2 separate regions of the Homo sapiens genome follow, and region 1 is linked to region 2. A link is a contact called in ENCODE Hi-C or POLR2A ChIA-PET data. All regions are on one chromosome and are shown on one strand. Each heading gives the region's core, a stretch centred on a gene start or an enhancer-like site at or near the end of the contact. The rest is flanking DNA. Distances are from core to core; before and after follow the strand shown. Region 1 holds the start of SLC3A2 (solute carrier family 3 member 2). Region 2 holds the start of CCDC86 (coiled-coil domain containing 86).

Region 1 (3,049 bases), core at 417-2,916, 2.0 Mb after region 2:
TGTGAGCCACCACACCCAGCCAGGCCCAGATAATTTTAAAATTTATTTTTTTATTTATTTAGAAATGGAGTCTCACTATGTTGCCCCGTCTGGTCTTAAACTCCTGGCCTCAAGGAATCCTCCCTCCTTGGCCTCCTAAAGGGCTAGGTGACAGGCATGAGTCACACTGCGCCCAGCCTTGAGCTTTTGTGCTCGAGATATAGTCCATTCAGAACCTCTGGTTGGCACTTCTTATCTGGCACATGCAGGGCACCTTGGATCTCTTATTATCTTTGAGCACTGGTCTGAACCCACTTGCTTGCCTTCTCCCAGGGGCTGCCCCGTGCACCCCTTGTTCCTAGGGTGGGGATGGGGTTGGATGCCTGGGGTTGCAGAGGGGACTAGCAGAGGGTGACCCTTTTCTCTATGCTATTACTTCAGATCTTGGCTTTTGCTTTCTTCCAAATACACAGCAATCTTGGCTTCCAGCCTAGGTGGGAAAGGGAGAAAGAACCGATTTCCTCCAGCTCCTCTCTGAAAGTAGCCCAACTGGCACTGTTTAGGAACAAGGAGTTCCTGAGAGTGTTGGCACCCCACGGTGTTGATGTCCGGTAGTTCCCTGCTGTGAACCCTGTCTCTGCCCCACTTCAATCCAAGGACCCTGTGGAGGGAATTCTAGGCTTCTTCAAAGCCTCTGCAGTACCAGCTGCCTCCAAGGCCTAACATAGTGAAGTGATAGGGAGACAGGACCTTGGGGGAGTTTGGGGATAACTGTGGGAGTTCCTGCAAGGTGGGTAAGAGTCTGGCCATGGCATCTTCTGGTCTATTCCACAAAAAAGGTGGATGCCTCTGAGACCTAGCTCTGTTATGTTCATTACAGCCCTATCAGTCTCTTCTGGATGTCTGATTCCTAGCTGCCAAACATCCAGGTGCTAGCAGCTGGGGGTGGGGTAGGATAAGAAGGGGGGTGTCTACCTCAACCTTCCTGCCCAAACCATTCATTTTAAAGTACTGTGAAGAAGGCTGGATTAGTGTTAAATTCAATAAAGTTAACAAAGCAAAGTATTGTAGTGAGTACACAATAAATAGTTGCTGCATGAGGAATTTCTTGAAATGAATTCAAGATGAGTCTTGAAAAACGAGTGGGAGTAAGCCGTGCACGGAAGCAGAGGTCTAGCAGAGGTCTAGCGCCAAGTCCCAGAGGCCTGAGAGGGCAAGCCTTGGTGGGGGAAAAGGCAGAAGTTGTGACTGGCTGCCTCTGAGAGTGCAAGTAGCCATGCAAAGTTGGGAAAACCAGACGGCGGCCGGAGCCGTGAACCAGGGGCAAATGGAGGATGGTGTTGGGGTAGTCACTAGCCTGCCGGAATGGAAGAAGAGGGGCGTTTGGGGGCGGTAAGGCCTAAAGGACACTGGAGGGGCCTCGGGATTTGGGGCAGGATCACAGGCCTAGTCCACTTAAAGGTGGCTCCGTGCCAGGCCTTCCCAGAATCAGGTTGAAAAGAACTTTAGGGTTAGACAGGTTGGAGATGAGAAATTGGACCATGCAGGAAGTACTGTCGGAGGCGTGTTCCTGACTTTACTACCCTGAGCCGCCCACGGCTGGGGCAGTCCCCGAGGTTCCACCTTAAGGGGCGGGCCGGGGCGGGGCTCCGCTGCCCCTTCCCAGAGGCCGCGCCTGCTGCTGAGCAGATGCAGTAGCCGAAACTGCGCGGAGGCACAGAGGCCGGGGAGAGCGTTCTGGGTCCGAGGGTCCAGGTAGGGGTTGAGCCACCATCTGACCGCAAGCTGCGTCGTGTCGCCGGTTCTGCAGGCACCATGAGCCAGGACACCGAGGTGGATATGAAGGAGGTGGAGCTGAATGAGTTAGAGCCCGAGAAGCAGCCGATGAACGCGGCGTCTGGGGCGGCCATGTCCCTGGCGGGAGCCGAGAAGAATGGTCTGGTGAAGATCAAGGTGGCGGAAGACGAGGCGGAGGCGGCAGCCGCGGCTAAGTTCACGGGCCTGTCCAAGGAGGAGCTGCTGAAGGTGGCAGGCAGCCCCGGCTGGGTACGCACCCGCTGGGCACTGCTGCTGCTCTTCTGGCTCGGCTGGCTCGGCATGCTTGCTGGTGCCGTGGTCATAATCGTGCGAGCGCCGCGTTGTCGCGAGCTACCGGCGCAGAAGTGGTGGCACACGGGCGCCCTCTACCGCATCGGCGACCTTCAGGCCTTCCAGGGCCACGGCGCGGGCAACCTGGCGGGTGAGTGCAGCGCGCCCCCGTCCCGGGTACCTCCGGTTGAATCTGGTGGCTTGCACCGACCCCCTCCCCTGTCCCCAGACGGATCTAGATGGTTCTTCCCTCCATCCCGTACCGACGACTGTTCCCCCTTCCCCCACCCCCTCCCCGGCACATTGTCCTTCCCTCCTTTCTTTGAAGAAAGCCGACCCGCCCCTCACTCCGTCACGAGGGTGGGTGACTCAGCGTCCTCCTTCCCCGCGGCGCCAGAAGCCAGTTGCAACCGGTTTCTGAAGTAATGTGCAGGACTCCTTACATCAGCTCCTCTGAGTCTCGTGATTCAGCCTTGCCTCCCTCTCTCCCCCTTTGCCCCCTCCCCGTCCCACCCTTAGGCGCTGGGAGAAGGGAGGGTGGGGAGGTCAGGGGCCTCTCAGAGGGGCCTCACTTGTTAACCCAGCCCCCATTTCAGGTCTGAAGGGGCGTCTCGATTACCTGAGCTCTCTGAAGGTGAAGGGCCTTGTGCTGGGTCCAATTCACAAGAACCAGAAGGATGATGTCGCTCAGACTGACTTGCTGCAGATCGACCCCAATTTTGGCTCCAAGGAAGATTTTGACAGTCTCTTGCAATCGGCTAAAAAAAAGAGTGGGTATCCTGGGGTTCCCAAGGAAACAGCTAGAAAGGACTTGGCCAGAGGAAAAGTAGGCTAGAACTTTTGTCTGGTTTCCTGCTAACTGGCTCTGAGTTTTCCTAGGGCAGGTAGAGGGGAGATTTGTTAGTCTTCAGCCTAAAATGGATTTGTCCAGTCGTCTGGGGGCTTTCTACTTGGCTGTGGAATCTTGAGCAGGTCATTTAAC
Region 2 (3,277 bases), core at 110-2,609:
TGGGGGGTGGAAGAGCTGGGCAAGGAGGTGTCCCGGCTGCTTCTGCTGTGGACAGCTGCATGGCCGGAGAGGAGCAGTGAGGCAGGCAAAGCCCCCCTGCAGGGGTCTCCTTGACTCAGGAACATGAGGAAGATGAGGACACTCTGATCCCTGATATTCTTGGACAATTTCCCAGGCCCTCTCACAAGCCCGCAGCTGGAGAAACAATGGTTTCTAAAAGAAACCACTGGAATGTCAGACGGGGCCCTGGGACCTTTAATGGCCAACCCCAGGCAGTTCCAAGAATTACACAACTGGGCCACTTCCAAGATGTTCTTCCTAAGAAGCATGCTGTAAGTAAATCAAAGCCCCACTCCTAGGTCTCACACGAAAGTCTCCACAGCCCCACATTCCCCAACCCCACATCCCGAGAGTCTTCTCTAGGCCTTGGGAGGTCCAGAAGTCAACACCTGCTCACTGGTGAGGTCCCAAAGTGCTTAGTAAGCAAAGTACATTTACAGGTGAATAGCAAGGGAAGGGAGGGGAGGCGAAGCAGGTTCACACACGAGCAAAAACCACTGTCTGGGCTGAAAGGAAGATCGGAGATGATCCAACCCGTTTCTAGAACTGGGGTAGAAGAAGAGGGACGTGGGAGGATATGCAGCTGGTCGAGGGCCCAGGTGAGCCACAGGACAAAGGTGGTGCATCTTATTGGTACCTCAACTTCCCTCACAAACGTTGAAAACGCTGAAAAGGGAGGGAGAGCTATGGATTATATACGGAAGCACAGGACGGAAGAATCAAGAGTGTGAACAATTAACACAGAAAAGACCGATCTTCCACCTCCAGGACCCCCAGGTAGCAGTCCCTCAGGTAGGTGGGAGGAGGACTCTGACAGGATCATTTGGGATGCACGAAGCTAGTGCAAAATGACCCCTATTACAAATGAGAAAACAGGCCCAAGGAGGGCAGGACTCTGCCCAACTGCACCGGAGTTGGCTGCAAAACATCCACTGGGCCTTGCCTATGGGCTCCTCGGACCTTTTTTCGACTCTGTTCTCTCCCTGAAATGGGTCCTCCCACTTTCCCTTTTCTACTTGCTCGCTCTTCTTTCCCCAGGAAACTTTGCAAGAAAGGCAAAAGCGAATCCCAGGAAAAAGACTGGCTCATCAATCACATGTTGACTGCGCTCGCGCGAATTGCGCATGCGCATGCTGAGCCCCACTCTCCCCAACCCCGGTCCCGCCTCTCCACCCCTCACCAACATGGCCGCCTCAGCAACAGCCCCCCTCCTGTGCGTCACGGACGCGGCGACTCCTGACGTCATAGGAAGGCGCCGGTTTCGGCGGGGGCTGCACGTGCGCAGGGGTGTGGAAACTTACCGGCTGAGCCATGGATACACCGTTAAGGCGCAGCCGACGGCTGGGAGGCCTAAGGCCCGAATCCCCCGAGAGCCTCACCTCAGTTTCGCGGACGAGACGGGCCCTTGTGGAGTTCGAGTCGAACCCAGAAGAAACGAGGGAGCCCGGGTCTCCTCCGAGTGTGCAGCGGGCTGGCCTGGGGTCCCCCGAAAGGCCGCCGAAGACAAGCCCAGGATCACCCCGTCTGCAGCAGGGTGCAGGCTTGGAGTCACCCCAAGGGCAGCCAGAGCCAGGCGCAGCGTCCCCCCAGCGTCAGCAAGACCTACACCTGGAGTCGCCTCAAAGACAGCCAGAGTACAGTCCTGAATCCCCACGATGTCAGCCGAAGCCAAGTGAGGAGGCACCAAAGTGTTCTCAGGACCAGGGAGTACTGGCCTCGGAGTTGGCCCAGAATAAGGAGGAGCTGACCCCGGGGGCCCCCCAGCATCAGCTACCGCCGGTCCCAGGATCACCAGAGCCTTACCCCGGTCAGCAAGCTCCCGGTCCGGAGCCCTCTCAGCCACTACTGGAGCTGACACCCAGGGCACCTGGCTCCCCCCGGGGTCAGCATGAGCCGAGCAAGCCACCTCCAGCTGGGGAGACGGTGACAGGCGGCTTCGGGGCAAAGAAGCGAAAAGGTTCTTCATCCCAGGCCCCAGCGTCCAAGAAGTTGAATAAAGAGGAGCTTCCTGTAATCCCGAAGGGGAAGCCCAAATCGGGGCGAGTGTGGAAGGACCGCTCCAAGAAAAGGTGAAGTGGGGGACAGCATGGACAGGGGTGGCGTTCTCTATGGTGTTGGGACCCCGCCTTTGCCCTGCTGCAGCCTGGAGAATAGCCCCAGGGTTAGAGAGAGCTCACGTTAGTGGGGATGTTAGCAAACAGGTAATTACAATCAGAATGTGGTAAAATGCCCTGGGATCCCGGAGAGGGTGGGGCCAGGCCCTCAAAGATCAATTTCTCTGATGCCTTTCCTCCTCAGGGTCCCTATGGGCCTCTCCTGTAGCACCTCAGGTCTGTATTCGTTCAACAGACATTTACCGTTGTCTGCCCTCTCTAGTGAGAGAAGCAGAAGCAAGTAAACCAGCCATTACTTGATCAAAGCAGTGAGGTCTTCATCCAATATAGTCTATTACAGTTATTTGCCTTTAAGATAAAAAGTATTACTGAGCACTGATTATATAAGGATTTACCAGTCAACAGCCTTAATAAGGATTTACCAGTCAACAGCCTTTCAAACATGGAACAGCATGTGTCATCACGCTTAATCTGCACGTCAGCCCTGTGAAGCAGGCGGTGTTATTATTCCTGTTTTTTGTGTGAGGAAACCAAGGCTAAATGAGTGGTAGGCACAGGACCTGAGCACAGATCTGATTCCGAAGCCTGTGTGCAAAAAACCCCTTTACCCAATCCCTGTAGATCCACCTTGAATTGGATTGCGACCTTCTTAAGGGGCAGGCACGAGATCTTTCTTGTCTTTCTGTGCCAAGGGCATAGTAAATGCCCAATGAATGCTTATTTAATGAAGGAACGAAGTAGCTCATCTGAAGAAGGAAGAGTGTAGGCTGCCATGAAGGAGAGGTGTGGGATTCAGTTCCAATTCGAGCTAATGGGAACCACAGGGGAGAGTCAGGGATGTATGCCTGTGAGGGACCATGAGGAAGGAGGGTGTTTTTAAGGAAGAAGCTGACTCTGTGCCAGGCTTCGTGCTAGGCCCTTTTCTTGTATCCTTAAAACCCTAGGCTGTGGATATTATCCCCCCACCCCTGATGAAACAGAAGAAACTGAGGCTTACAGAGTAATTTACTGCAAGTCTCCCATGGGAGAGACTTTGAGGCTAGAGTGACTGTAACTGTTGGAGAAGTGGATGATGGCACTACCCCTCTGCCCTGTCCCAGGGG

Evidence for each region. A loop is a pair of places that touch in the nucleus more often than their neighbours do. ChIA-PET counts read pairs that join two places held with the same protein, here RNA polymerase II (POLR2A). Pooled maps may share reads with other maps.
Region 1: a map of aorta shows a loop between it and region 2 (7-fold over the local background). The contact joins the promoter of SLC3A2 here to the promoter of CCDC86 in region 2. A Hi-C loop is called at or near these places in 1 of 168 maps with a recorded cell type or tissue (aorta) and 7 of 50 pooled maps. POLR2A ChIA-PET finds 5 or more read pairs at or near these places in 2 of 52 experiments (H1 and activated T-cell).

Annotation. Positions count from the first base shown.
Region 1 is chr11:62,879,230-62,882,278 of GRCh38, forward strand. SLC3A2 (solute carrier family 3 member 2) reads left to right here and starts at 1,667. Exons shown (of 9, transcript NM_001013251.3): 1 at 1,667-2,218; 2 at 2,664-2,837. The coding sequence starts at 1,795. RefSeq lists enhancers at 989-1,038, 1,408-2,299, 1,689-1,958, 1,943-3,049, 2,379-2,658.
Region 2 is chr11:60,840,754-60,844,030 of GRCh38, forward strand. It overlaps CCDC86 (coiled-coil domain containing 86), which reads left to right and starts at 1,360. Exons shown (of 4, transcript NM_024098.4): 1 at 1,360-2,129. The coding sequence starts at 1,372. CCDC86-AS1 (CCDC86 antisense RNA 1) reads right to left here. Exons shown (of 2, transcript NR_182293.1): 2 at 1,053-1,227. RefSeq lists enhancers at 450-1,649, 1,556-1,785.